2 separate regions of the Homo sapiens genome follow, and region 2 is linked to region 1. The links are chromatin contacts, found by Hi-C or POLR2A ChIA-PET in ENCODE. All regions are on one chromosome and are shown on one strand. The core of a region is the stretch at or near the end of the contact, and the rest is flanking DNA. Distances in the headings are between cores, read along the strand shown. Region 1 holds the start of KCNS3 (potassium voltage-gated channel modifier subfamily S member 3). Region 2 has its middle 100 kb from the start of KCNS3.

Region 1 (6,818 bases), core at 3,754-6,253:
GGCTCACTGCAACCTCCGCCTCCAAGGTTCAAGCGATTCTCAGGCCTCAGGCCCCCGAGTAGCTGGGACTATAGGCACCCGCCACCATGCCTGGCTAATTTTTGTATTTTTAGAAAGATGGGGTTTCACCATGTTGGCCAGGCTAGTCTCGAACTCCTGACCTCAAGTGATCCACCCACCTTGGCCTCCCAAAGTGCTGGGATTACAGGCATGAACCAGCACACCTGGCCACTTTTCATTCTTAAAGTATTTGTTGAGCATCTATAATGTGCTCTTAAGATATTGAGATGAACAACACCACTTAGTTCCTGCCCTCAAGGAACTCACAGTTTAATCCATCCATATAGACAATGAATGATAGTACAGGAGTCTAACTGTAATCGGAGCTTTGTACAAAGTATAATGGGACCCAGTAGAGCAAGCAACTAAATTTGCTTTGCGAGTCAGAGAAAGCCTCAGAGAATGGGTGACATATACTGGATCCTGGAGATTAAGCAGGCATTTTCCGGTGGAGAAGGAAACACTATAGGAACGAGGCACCAGAAAGGCAAGACTCAGATGGCATGCAGTGAGCATAGAGGAGAGATGGGCCACTTCTGTCGGGCTGGAATGTGAGGAAAGTGCAGAGGAGAGGGGAGGGGAGGTGGTGATGAATGAGTAAGGCAGAGAGAAAGGTGTGAAGAGCTTGAAATGTGGTAAAAAATCAAGTTGTGACCAGAGTATGAGCAATCTGGAAGGCCATCCCTGGAAATATTTTCATGGGCTAACTTCTCAGACAGAGCCTTTCCTATACTAGAGTGTTATGAGGACCTGCCAGTGTGATGGAGTAAACACCTTCCTTTCCGTGCCTAGGGTCAGGCACAGGTGTTCTGTGGCACTCACCTTGGGCAATACTCAAGGGCCTTCAGAGGGTGATTCTGAGTACCTGAGGACAGCATTCCTTTGTGCCTGGAGACATAGCCTGTCACAGGGTTTTTTCTTTCTTTAATAATTTATAAAGTGTCTCCTTTTATCTATAGAAACATAAAGCTTTTAGACCTGGCAAGGGCCTTAAAGATGATATAGTCCCAACCCAAATGTAGGGCCCAAGAGGAAATATCACTGAGGTAATCAGGGACAGAGCTGAATCAGAATTCAAGTCTTTGTACTTGAAGATCATAAAGATTTAAGGAATTTTTCTTTTTCTTTTCTTTTTCTTTTTTTTTTAGACAGGGTCTCTCTCTGTCACCCAGGCTGGAGGGCAATGGCACCATCTCTGCTCACTGCAACCTCCACATCCCAGGTTCAAATAATCCTCCTGCCTCAGCCTCCCAACTAGCTGGGACTACAGGCATGCACCACCATGCCTGGATAATTTTTGTATTTGTTATATAGGCAGGGTTTTGCCATATTGCCAAGGCTGGTCTTGAACTCCTGGACTCAAGCAATCTACCCGCCTTGGCCTTCCAAAGTGCTAGGATTACAGATGTGAGCCACTGCACCCGGCCTTAAGAAACTTTTGATATAAAAATAATACCACAGGGCAGTTAGAGTAAGCATACAATAATTTTGTGAAAAGAGCATGATCATTGTAGCAATAATCTGAAATAAAAACATTCTAGCTGATTGAGAACTAAATTTAATTTAATGTAAATTTAGTTCTGAGCTTCCTGGCAGCCAAGCAAAGACAGCGATATGATGGTTTACATGTTTTATTTTTACCTGGCAAAAGGTAGCGTAGAAATAAGGGATTTAGGTTTTGACTAGGATCAGATGAAACTGGGCAGCCTTCAGTAATTCACTTCACAAACATGCAGATCCAACAGAAGTTCCTGGAAATTCAGTCTTCAAGGAGCTTATTGTCTAGTGGAAGACAAACAGTTAAAATCCCATATGGTAGATTCTATGAAAGTGGGAGGCAAAGGCTGCTGAGGGAGTGTGGAAAGGAAACACACAACACACAACCCAGGATGAGAGAGGCGGCTTCCCAGAGGGTCGTGATTATGATGTGATTATCCACTGAATCTCATCCTAAGGGAGAAGGGGTCTGTTGGGCAAAGCAAAGCTTGGTGATGGGGAACTGTGTTCTTAGCTGAGGAGGCACTGCTGTGCATTCAGAGAGTCAAGAAAAAGCATGGTGGGTCTGGGGAGTTGCAGGTGTTTCATGTGCTCAGACTAACTGGAGTGATATTCAGGCAGCTGGGTAGAAAGTGGCAAGTGAGAGGCACACACCAAATAAACGCTGCTCATTATGACTATACCCCTCACTCCCAACCTTCCTGCCAGAGATGAGCACATCTTCATTTTCACCTGCAGACCTGTTCCAATTTAAGAAGCTAATGAGCACTTCCCTTTCCTTCAGGACTAAGGCAAGTACTAATCTAGCTGATTTCTGTCATTTGAACTTTAGTGAGAATAAAAAGTCGGGGACAGGTTTGGCTCTGGGGAGGGAAGGGAAGACATGGATGTGTGATAGGTGGGTAAGAGAGGGAGACCTCCAAACGAGGCCTGGAAGACAGACTGAAATGCATCCCACATTAGTGGCATGTGTCTCCATCCACTCCAGGAGTCCTCTGAAACCACAGAGGAGTGAGCATTATTGTCAACGATGATTAAATGATTGACCCCTCACAGATTAAATGCATGGTTTATCTAGATGTTTCTCTATAGGCACAGTTAATTAAGAGGGAACGGGATGTCATATCGGGAGGCATAAAGACTGGGCAGGAAGTGGGTGTGTGGGGAAAAGGAGGCAGTTAGTTCACAGCATGCCCCCGGTAATGGAGACTGGGGTTGGGGAAGGGGCTACATACCGTGTGTGTGAATTTACCACTTTGCCTAGCTCAACCTTGGTCAACATTCAAGAGTAAACTTTTGGGGAGCAGACCTGCCTCAGGGGTCATCCGATGTGGTCCTTTTTATTATTTCATTGGCTTCACATGATTACCCTGGGAGAGAGGAAATTTCCTTACAGATGACAAAATCAGGGCTGAAAGACGAAGTGGCTCCCTGCAGGGCTCAGCAGGGTAAGAAGTCCTGTCTGTCTCTGTCTCAGATCTGTGGCCCTTCTCTGTGCCCACTCCTACATGCCCACCGTGGAGGCCCACCCCTTCTGTCCTCAGCTCCTGCAGATGCACAGGGGCCCTTACTGGCTCCCACTGTGTGTGCCTTCCCGACTGCTCACATGTTCCGCCCAGACCCCAGGAGAAAGACCTCACTGCCAACTCTTCTGCACTGCAGGTGCCTTCTGCAGTGCTTAGAGATTCTGAACATATTTCCTTCTCAAGTAAACCATGCTGGACTTTTTGGATAAACTTAGTGATTTTAAAATGATTAAATAGGTAACTGCTGGGAGAGATCTGGAAGCATTCTTCTAAGGTGTTGATAAAATGTAAATATATTTTTAGAACAATCTTAGAGCTTATGCTAAAGATGAACTATGTAAGAAAGTTACCTTCTTCAGCCACTTGTAAATAGCAGTGTGGACCAATGCTTTGGATCCTCTTCCACAGGAGAGGAGACAAGATTGGAGGAACCAAAGAACCATGGAATTAGGGACAAATGGCTCAGAACAGTGCTCTGCAGACACATGCATCTGTACTTTGCTTCCCAGAAGCCAAATGAAACTGTTGGAGCTTGGTGGGCTCCAGGCCTCAGGGGGAAGACCACCCTAGGCTTTATCTTTTCCTCTGCCCTTCCTGCCTGCTGTTAGCCTCTCCTCTGGACCAAAACTCCCTTTAAGGGGAAAACCTCCTCTTTGAAGCCCACAAGATACGGTGAGGATTACTGCCTTTTTCTGATTTCCAACGTGGGTTTTTCATTAAGCAAAGAACAATTAGAAAACCCACACATAACATAGGGTATTCAGTAAGTTCAGGAAAGTGTTTTCCACCATCTCTTTGCCCCCATTCCCTCCCCAGCGCTTGGCTCAAGGTCTGGAGCTTGAATCTGCATCGTCTTCCTAGGTGCTTGCCTGAGGTGAGTGGTCAGCGGGTGCTGGCTTGGGGGCAGCTGGCAGGGCGTATGCTGCGGGTAGGAACCCAGGGAACACTGGGCGCCTTAGCTTGGAGCAGCTGGCTCCGAGGAATTGTTCCACGTCTGCACAACTTAAAAATCTGCAGTTTGGGGGCGGGAGGGGGAGCGCGGGGGTGGGTCCCGAAGCGTCCCATTTCTCCTCCTGGCTGTTAACTGAGCGCTCTCGCTCAGTGCAGCGAGGCCAGCGATGCCTTCTGGACCACACGCTGTCCTCGCCGAGGTCCTGGTTTGTTCCTCAACGTCGGCTGAAGGCATCGTCCCCTGACTTCCTCTTCCATTCGTCCTTCCGAAAGGGGACCCGACTGGTTCCTCTTCTACATATGAGGCGCATCTGCTTGGTGCAAATGTCCAAGCACCTCTTCTGACTCGGTGAGTGGAGGAATAAGACAAAGCATCTTGTTCTGCACTGTGCCTGAGTCTTCAGGCAGCGGGACCGATGGCAAACATTGGCAGGAACTGGAGCTATATGTACTCTCCTTCGCACTTTGTTTTAAAACAAGTTTGGGCCTCGCGATTTCCTGAGGAAATCCAGGCAAATTAGCAAAGTGTCGCTTGGGCCGCGACTTTAGAAAGGCGGTTGCCCCAGCCGCCGGGGCCGCGGGGGAGGTCATCTTTTTCCCGCAGGGCCACGGCGCTTCCGGCCCAGGAGGGCGCGCAGGTGGGAGGCGCGGGGCGCGCTCCTGGTCCCACCCGGACAGCGCCTGCCGCTCCGGGGTGACTCTGCACTTGGGCCTGGGCGGGGGCGCGCGGCCGGCAGGGCAGCATCTAGGTCTATGGGTCTGTCCGCCTGTCTGGCGGTCGGAGCCCCGCAGTCCTCAGCCGCCCGCGCCCTCGGCCCGGGGCGCCCGGCTGCGGGCCCGAAGCGAGGGGCTGGCGGAGCTGCGACCAATGGGGCGGCGGCCGAGCGGCGGGCCCCGCCCCGTCCCGTCCGGCCCCGCCCCGCCCGCAGCTCCCGGGAGCCTCGCTCTAGCGGGGCGGGACCGACGGACAGACCGGCCGACGCGGGCCACCCCGCTCTCCTCGCCGCCGCGGCGGCAGGCGCGGGGCCGCGCCGCGAGGCCTGATCCCTGCAGCGCGGGCAGGCGGCGTCGCAGAGCGGAGCTAGCTGGATGCGTCCGGACTCCTGCAGGTACCTGGCTGGCGTCCCCACCTCCCTGCGCGCTCCGGAGACTTCTCCGGGCGACCCTGCAACTTTACCGCGCCTTCCCCCACCTTTTGCTGCCCCAGTCTCCTGTGGTCCAGGTCGCGGGTGCACGACCCCGAGGGTCTACGGCCGCAGAGCACTTTCCGTCCTTCTGGGCGTCTGGCCCGCGGCGCCCGCATCCTCTGGTCCCCAGAGCCCGCCGTCGCTGGAGCCCTAAGGCTCCGCCTGTTGCGTGAACTGCGGGCTGTTGAAGCGGTGGCTGGGTTGATTTGAAAGCCTCGGGGAAGGTATTTAGGATCAGCTTTCGGGGAGTGGGGTGGGCTATGGTCAGGGGGAGGACCACCTGGAGGCGGGAGAATCGATGAGCCGAAGAAAGGCGGCACCTCGCGTAGGGGCATCCCCGGGGCGTTTCCTTGGCCGGGAAGCCGTTCCTTCCCTTCCTCGAGAGGAGGCGCTTTCCTGGCGCTTGTAAATGCTTCCCGGGCCGTCTGCTCCGCCTTCTTTGTCATTCCTCCCCTCCCCTTTGCCCTGCAGCTGTGCTAGGCGCCCCGCGACAGTTGCAGGGAAGAGCGAACCCAGGGCCCTTGCTCTCGTGCAGCGCTGCGCCCTGGGTGGGGACGGCGTGAGGCTTGCAGCGCAGGTGTGGAGTCACTTGCGGACTCTGCGTTTGGATCAGTGGCAGTGGTGGGGAAGGGTCACCCCGGGGTCAGGAACTCCTCTTTTTTTTTTCGCGCCTTTCTGGGTGGCTGCCCGACCTCCTGAGGCACCTTGGCTAGCAAGCGAGCCAGTCTTGCCGGCAGGGGCCGCGGCGAGCCTGGCTGGGCGCCTTTCGCATTGCAGGGCTTGTCCTGCACCCCCAACCCCGCTCTGTCCCTTCTCGTTCATTTGGAGAAAGGAGCACCTTTTGCATTCTTGATGTCTCCCCCCGGTTTTGTCTGGGGAGACCGAGCCGAAAGCTTCACTCGGGTGGCCCGCAGCAGGGGCAGAGGACAGCAAAGAGCTACCTCCACCTGCCAAAATGACCCAGGGGCCCTGGTTTGGTGCCAAGGCGTGAAGTGGGGGGAGGGGCGGTAGGTGTTCCTTACGTTCCTGCCGGAGAGTAGCTTTGTGGTTGGCCCGGAGCCTTCGTTCGGGTTTTTTGTCTTTCACCCTACCCTCTGAAAATACTGGAGCAGATGAGTACAAACAGTTCAGAAGCCTTTCCTGTTTCTTTCCCTGTATTTACTCAAGCGATTTGCGTAACCATTCACTTGGAACTGTGTAAGTCACTCCTAGTTGCCCCCCTTCTTAGACTATTTGCAAATACCTGCCCAGGTAAACAGGAAGCACGCACCTATCTCTTAGCTGAAGGCATATGCCCTCGTGCTTTGTCTTCCCTGCATATCTGGAGCCGAAGAGGTGGCTTTGATTCTCTAGCTGAACTTGGTGTAATGTGCAGGCTCCACTTCTTACCTGGGTGGTGACCTTCTTGAGGAGATTGACTCGTTCAGTATGCATTTCCAACCAGCCCGCCATGGGCCAGGCCCCAGGATGCACTCGGGGACAGACAGCAAATGGATGATATAATTTCTGCACCCAGTCTAGTCTGTTCTTTCTTTCTCACCAGCTTCCCTTCTTCTCTTGTTCTAATATTATGTTTGTCGTTTCTGAACTAGGAATT
Region 2 (7,740 bases), core at 468-2,967, 99 kb after region 1:
CTGGTATACTATGTAACTGTTTGGACTGCATGTTTATGTCCCTTTCAAATTTGTATGTTTAAGGCCTAACCCCTAGTGGGATGATATTAGGAGATGGAGCCTTTGGGAGGTGATTAGGTTATAAGGGTGGAGTCCTCACAATAGTATTAGTGACCTTATAAGAAGAGATAGGAGAAAGGTTGCTGCTTCTCTCTCTGCTCTCTGCCATGTGAGGACTCAGCAAAAAGATGGCCATCTGCAAACCAGGAAGAGGGCCCTCACCAGAACTGACCATGCTGGCACCTGATCTTGGACTTCCCAGCCTCTAGAACTTTGAGAAATACATTTCTGTTGTTTAATCCACCCATTTTTGTAATAGCAGCCCAAACTGACTAACACAACAACATAGGGCTTTGTAATTGGTTCTTGCTCTGTTTTAATTTGGTGATTGGAGCTCTTACTTGCCAACAGCCTGCTGAGTCCTGATTTAATTTTCTGCTTTGTATTCCGCATCGGGTTTATAATTTTGCCTCACCTCTTTCAGGGATGGGATCTTAGTTCATTTGTTCTGCTATTAATGAATATCTGAGGCTGGGTAATTCATAAATAATAGAGATTTATTTGGCTCGTGGCTCTGCAGCCTGTCATGGCATAAGCATCTGTTTCTGGTGAGGGCCTCAGGAAGCTTCCACTCATGGGGGAAGGCAAAAAGAAGTAGGCATTACCTGCTCTTTTCAACAACCAGTTCTTATGGAAACTAATAGAGCAAGAACTCATTGACTACTGTGAGGATGGCACCAAGCCATTCATGAGGGATCCATCCTCATGACCCAAACACCTCCTACCAAGCCCTATCTCTAACACTGGGGATCAGACTTCACCATGAGTCTTGGTAGGGGCAAACAAACTATATTCAGACCACAGAAGATGGGTATCAGACTTCAGCCTACAGGCAGCCTTCTCCAACTGCTGCCCTGCCAGTGAGTGCTATTCGGAGCCCCTTCACCCACTATGCATACATGAAGGTTATGCCAACATCAACTGGTGGCTTACAACAGCAGGAGTTCTCAAAAGGTGGTGAGGGAAGTAGCCATAGCCCTTTAATTGGGATAGGAGGTATAGTTTGAAAAAGCCCAGATGACTGCGATAGAGCCTCTTCCCCACAGTCCCCACTGGGAACTGGTCCCAACCCAACTCTGTCTGACTCACATGTTCCTTCAGGACAGCAAGAGGAGGGGTTTTGAGGCTATTTCTGTTCTATTTTGAGTAGGTAAACAGGTGCTTCCAGAAAGGCTGTCTGTGCTTTTGATTCCGAAAATAGGCATCTCAGTAGTATCAGATAGCAAAAAGTAGGCGAGGCAGTGATTTTGGAAAGAAACTACTGTAGCTGTTTGTTTTGTCGCCTGACCCTACCCATGGCACCACCCAGTCCTATAAACAGATGGCTCCTCCTCTGGAGCAGCCAGGATCCAGCTTCTCAGGGGTCACTTGAGCAGCCACACACTGCATTCCTTCCTCCTTCTGCAACAGAATGGGATCAGGCCAATGAGAGATTATCCAGGTTTTCCTCCTTTTTTTTTCCTTTCTTAAAAAAACTTGTAATAAGCTGACTTTGTACAGTGGAATGTTCTTTGTGGCTTATGAAGAAATAAACAGTAGTCTTGGTGGCTCTTAGGAATATATGCGGTGGGGCTTAAGACTCTTGAGAACGTTGCCAGTCCCAGTGACTGCTCTGAGATGAGGTCACATGAGTTGTCTCCCTGAGTAACAAAAGGTGGGATTCACATGACTGGGCTGACCCCAGTTGGCTGATTATTCAGTTCAGACAGAGCTAAAGAAAACCAGTTGCCCACTGGCCTTTCAACTCTGCTTCTTTCCTGTTATTTCTTCAGCCATTTATAGTCTAGTGTCTGGAGAGAGCTGGTCCAAAGTTTGGCAGGACTTGAAACAGATAAATCATTTGCAGACCAGTAAGGGCCTTACAGCTTTACTAGGAAAGGAAAAAATGGAAGCTTGGATTGAGGTGTGCTGATGTCTCCTTTTACTGGCTCAGAGTGTTTTCATTTTAACCCCCATTGAGGCCAAGCACAATTCCAGAATCACATTCTGCGCCTTTGCTGGGTAAATACTCCGTTACACACTTGGTGGGCAGGATCTAAGAATTCCCTGCAGGCAAATGAATATGAACTGGACACAGTAGGAGATATTGCAGTGCTGTGAGTGAAGTGCACCACGACGTTTTTCTCAGGGCTGTGCCAATACCTGCCAGGTTGTGAGAAGTTCACAGTCATGTTACTGTTCATCTTGCATCTGCTTAGAATTGACCTTCCTAAATCTCAGTTCCAGATTCTTTTATTTTCTTTCAACTTTTAGAATCAGAGGGTACATGTACAGATGTGTTACATGGGTATGTTGAGTGATGTCGAGGTTTGGAGTATGATTGAATCAGTCAATCAGTCACCCAGGTGGTGGTGAGCGTAGTACCCTGTAGATTTACTAGCTTCTGTGCTTGTATGGGGTCACCTACTCAAAGAGGGCTTTGTTTTCACTTTTAAATGTAAACCAGATAATTTAGGTTACATATGATAGAAAAAAAGAGGCAAGAAAATAAAACCCTGTAAGTCATTTCCTATGTTTTCTCCACCACACATCTAATAAGTTATCAATTCCTCCTGATTATGCCTTTCACACATCCCTCTAATATATCATATGCTCACTTAGGTTAAGGTTTAGGGTAGGTTAAGGCTCCACTATGTCCCAACTGGAATATTTCAATAGCATCCTGACTGGTCTTGCTACCTCCAATCCTAATTTACCTTTGTTGTTTTTTTTATCCTTCTAGTGGAATGACATTTCAGAACACAAAAATGACCATGTCACAGCCCTGTGTATAAGTTTTCAATGGCTTTTGATCACCTGTGGAATGAATTCCAACCCTTTGTCTTAGTACATAAAGCTTGTCACAATGTGGCTGCTGGTTTTCCTCTCCGTTCTCCTGCCTCTCCACACTCCGGCATGCACCGTTCTCCAGGTCTGTGTGGAGACCAGGCTGTCTCATGCTCATCTGTGTCTCTGCTCCTCCCCATATGTTTCTACCAATGACTCTCACCTCTTCATCGTGCAAACTCTGATTAATCTTTCAGCATTCAGCCCAGACAATACCTCCCCTAGGGAAACTTTGTAGATCCATCTCCTCAGGTGGGCTGGAGACCCTGTATCTGGGCTCTAGTAGTATGTGTCACACTGAATTGTAATTTTTAACTTGCTGAGAATCTCCATGTAGACTCTGAACCTCTTGAAAGTAGAAACTGTATCTTATTTGACTTTGCCTGTGTCATTTGTGGCTCTGTTTTTGGACCCTTTATTCTGTTCTATTGCTAAATATGGCTGTATTTATGCCAATATCACACTTTATTTAAGATACTATTACTGTCTGAATAACTGTAGCTTTATAGTAATTCTTGAAAGCAGATAGGATAAGTGCCACAACTTTGTTCTTTTTTTCAAGGTTGATATGACTATGTACAACTTTTATATTATCCTATACATTTAGAATCAGCTTGTCAATTTTGACAAACAAAACCTCGTTGGGATTTTGATTGGGATTGCATTTAACCTATAGGTCAATATGGAGAGAGTTGACATCTTAATAATATTGAGTCTTCTGATCCAGGAACACAGTGTATCTCTCCATTTATCTAGGTCACCTTTTATTCTCTCAGTAATGTTTTATAGTTTACATTAGGCAGGCCTTGCACATATTTTGTCACTTAAAATTAACACTTGAACATGCAAAAACTCAAACTTAGGAAACAGAGAAATTGGGAGAAGATTCTTTGCTTTTTAGATGGATTCAACCGAAAGCTTATATACACCCAAATCCTTCATTGGGAAGAATATATTGCAGAGTAGGTACTCAAAACACTGCTGGCAAATGAATGCCTGCTGTGATTAAGAGAATTTGCATCCTTTAGCCATTCTCCTCAAACCCAAAGACTTTAGAAAGTAAAGGATGACTGCATTCTATTTTCCTTACTCCTCAATGAATTATTTTTAAGGGGATTTGTTTGGGTTCATCATAGGCAAAAAATTGCATTCTTTCAATTCAGTAGTCTGAGTCAGGCAGAGTCAGCCTCTGGGAGGAGAGAGGCTGGATTTGATCACCATGGGTAGATTATTGGGCTTTGCTGAGCCCATGAGCTCCTTCCAGCTTGATGGTTGTCAGATATGACTCCCTGTCTCATAAAGAGCCAGACTATATGCATGTGGGATGAGGGCTGGCTTTGCCAGTCAAACATGATTTATGGGCAACTACAGAAAGCAGAAAGTCTTAGGGCCAGGCTGAAAATGCAGGAGGCCCATCATCCTTCTCAGGGCTATGACAATATCTGCCAGGTTGTGAGAAGTTCACAGTCATGTTCCTGTTCATCTTGCATCTGCTTAGAATTGACCTTCCTAAAGCTCAGTTCCAGCTGTGGCCCACCCCTGTCCTGGCCCTAAAGCCTCTAATAGCTCCCTATTAACTCACTGAATTGTCCAAATTTATTTTTGCGATACCTGAATTCCTTTGTAACCAGCCTCCAAATACTTAGCAGGTCTTATGTCCCATATCTCCTGAATTTACTCTGCCCTCTAGCCATATAGGAGTGTGATGTGGTTAGGATGTTGTCCACTTCAAATATCATGTTGAAACGTAATCCTCAAGGTTGGAGGTGGGGCCTGCTGGAAGGTGATTCAATCACGGGGGCAGATTTCTTATGAATGGTTTAGAACCATCCCCTTGGTGCTGTACTTGCAATAGTGAATGAGTTCTTGTGAGATCTGGTTGTTTAAAAGTATATAGCACCACCCCCTTCACTCTCTCTTGCTCCCGCTCTTGCCACGTGAGACGTCTGCTCCCTCTTCACATTCCACCATGATTGTAAGCTTCCTGAGGCCTCCTGAGAAGCCGAGCATATGCCAGCACCGTGCTGCTTGTACAGCCTGCAGAACTGTGAGCCAATTAAATGACTTTTATTTATAAATTACCCAACCTCCAGTGTTTTCTTATAGCAATGGAAGAACAGCCTAACACAGAGTACATGCAATTCCCAAAAAATGGCAGAATCTTGTCTCCCCTTTGCTACTGAAGTTCTCTCTTCATGCTATGATCTCACTCTCCTTTGTTTTTTTTTTTAATTTTAAAGTATTATTTTCTGAGAGATTTCTTCAATTTCATCTTTTAGTCCTTCTACTGAAATGTTCATTTCTATATCTATCTAATCCATTCAGCCCTGGCTGCTGAAATAGCATTTCTAAATTATAACTCTGCTCATGAGCCTGCTCAAAAATTTCCAGTGCCTTTCTAAGTCCAAAAGACAAGTCAGAACTTCTTAGCCTCACATTAAGGCTTTCCAAATTCCATTCTCCTGTGCCTTGACCTATTAATAAGTTCCTACTCTGAGTGCCCAACTTTGGGGTTACCACCCCTCAGCACTTCTATAGCATTTATCTGTGGTTCTCATCCATACAACACATTTTGTTGCTAATTTTGTGTTTGTGTATATGTGTATAGCTGTGTGTCTATATCCCTACCAAACCATGAGCTTCGGTGGCCAGCAACTACTTTATTCATTCTGTAGCTTCCTTAGGACCCAGTCCTATTTCTTCTCCTAGTAGATGTCTAACACATATTTGCTGGCAGTGAATAATGGAAAAGTAGAGTAGAGCAGAAGGTGCCCGGGGTTGGTGATGTATCAGGAAATATACAGATCTCCCATTCAGAAGCTCCCACCAGGACCTGCCTGGGGGTGATGAGAATAAATGAGTTCTCTTTTAGTTCCATTTAACAGATACATATGGATCACCTCAAGGTTGGATATTAAAATATACTATGAAGACTGGGCACAGTGGCTTATGCCTGTAATCCCAGCACTTTGGGAGGCGAAGGTGGGGGGGAATCACTTGAGGTCAGGAGTTCGAAACCAGCCTGGCCAACATGGTGAAACCCTGTCTCTACTAAAAATACAAAAATTAGCCGGCAGTGGTGGTGGGCACCTGTAGTCCCAGCTACTTGGGAGGCTGAGACAGGAGAATCTCTTAAGCCTGGAAGGTGGAGGTTGCAGTGAGCCAAGATGGCACTGCTGCACTCCAGCCTAGGTGACAGAGCAAGACTTTATCTCAAATATATATATATATATATACATGTACTATTAAACACTGATCCCCAAGGAAGAAATGCAAATTCATACTCAACTAATCTCTACTGGTGAAATATTAAGCTTGGGCCAGTTTCCCATGATTTAATGAATAAGCTGTAAAAGAGGACACCACACTCTTCCATCTGCTGCCCCATGCTTGTGGTCACAACCAGGAGATAGCCCGATTTCATCAGTGGCTAAATGAAGATGGGTGTATGCCCAGTCAGAAGAGGAAAGATCACTGAAGGTCAGGGACAGAATGAAAGGGAAGAGCATCAGTTTCAGCCCAATGAAGAGATTTTCAGCTGACAGGCATTCCTGAGTGAAACTGCCTGTATTATAAGGGCTTTTTACTGCTTTCTACACGTCTGCTCTATGCTGCATGGCGTATGAAAGGCATGAGGCACACAGGTGAATTAGACACAAGGAGCCACAAGAAAAGAGATGGTCACTTAAAAAAGTTCCTAACATTTATATACAACTTTATAGTTTTCCTTTAAGCAAGATAGCTTTTATCTTTATAAAATTATATGAAAAATGCTAATAACAAGAAATAATTGTATCCATATTTCTATACAAAAAGATAATTGTTAAAATTGTGTTAAAATTTTTCCCCTTCATCTGTGCCTTTATACATTTCAGTAGTTGGGAACATACTATATGTTTTCCCCCACTTGCCTTTGTATCACAAGCATTATATGTTAATATATAGTTGCTTTACAGTTTTTATTACACTTTTAAATTAAGATGTAATTTACATACAGTAAAATTCACTCCTTTTCAGTATACAAAAGGTTGTGAGATTCATGAATATGAGTTTGACGAATGTATACAGTCAAGTAACCTCTGCCACGGTCAAGATATAGAACAATTTCATCATCCTCTCAAACTCCCCTGCGGCCCTCTGTATTCAACCATCCTCAAATCCCAGATTCTGGAAACTGCTGATCTGTTGGCTGTTCCTAAAGTTTTGTTTTTGCAAGAATTTCATATAAATGGAATTATACAGTGATGTGGTTTGGATCTGTGTCCCCACCCAATCTCATGTTCACTCCTAATCCCCAATGTTGCATGTGGGACTTGGTAGGAGGTGATTGTTTTCATGGGGGAGGATTTCTCATGAATGGTTTAGCACCATCCCCCTTGGTGCTGTCCTCATGATACTGAGTGAGTTCTCCTGAGATCTGTTTTGTTTTTTTCTTTTTAATTATACTTTAAGTTTTAGGGTACGTGTGCACAACGTGTGGGTTTGTTACATATGTATACATGTGCCATGTTGATGTGCTGCACCCATTAACTCGTCATTTAACATTAGGTATATCTCCTAATGCTATCCCTCCCCCCTCCCCCAACCCCACAACAGGCCCTGGCGTGTGATGTTCCCCTTCCTGTGTCCACGTGTTCTCATTGTTCAATTCCCACCTATGAGTGAGAACATGTGTTGTTTGGTTTTTTGTCCTTGCGATAGTTTGCTGAGAATGATGGTTTCCAGCTTCATCCATGTCCCTACAAAGGACATGAACTCATCACTTTTTATGGCTGCATAGTATTCCATGGTGTATATGTGCCACATTTTCTTAAT

Evidence for each region. A loop is a pair of places that touch in the nucleus more often than their neighbours do. ChIA-PET counts read pairs that join two places held with the same protein, here RNA polymerase II (POLR2A). Pooled maps may share reads with other maps.
Region 2: a loop to region 1 is called in a map of ascending aorta, with 6 times the contacts of the local background. The contact joins the enhancer-like site here to the promoter of KCNS3 in region 1. A Hi-C loop is called at or near these places in 12 of 168 maps with a recorded cell type or tissue (IMR-90, PC-9, aorta and 6 more) and 12 of 50 pooled maps. POLR2A ChIA-PET finds 5 or more read pairs at or near these places in 2 of 52 experiments (A673 and GM12878).

What each region holds. Positions count from the first base shown.
Region 1 is chr2:17,873,664-17,880,481 of GRCh38, forward strand. KCNS3 (potassium voltage-gated channel modifier subfamily S member 3) reads left to right here and starts at 5,004. Exons shown (of 3, transcript NM_002252.5): 1 at 5,004-5,143. LOC124907737 (a long non-coding RNA gene) reads right to left here and starts at 2,899. Exons shown (of 2, transcript XR_007086226.1): 1 at 1,702-2,899. RefSeq lists silencers at 4,615-4,774, 4,785-4,984, 5,075-5,124.
Region 2 is chr2:17,975,779-17,983,518 of GRCh38, forward strand. No RefSeq gene overlaps it. Among named protein-coding and RNA genes, the nearest start is that of KCNS3, 100 kb to the left of the region's middle. Within about 2 kb of position 1,718, at least 11 of the 41 ENCODE cell types and tissues checked have a DNase peak (open chromatin) inside an H3K27ac peak, as active enhancers do; they include IMR-90, PC-9, ascending aorta and 2 more, where a contact is called at or near this core.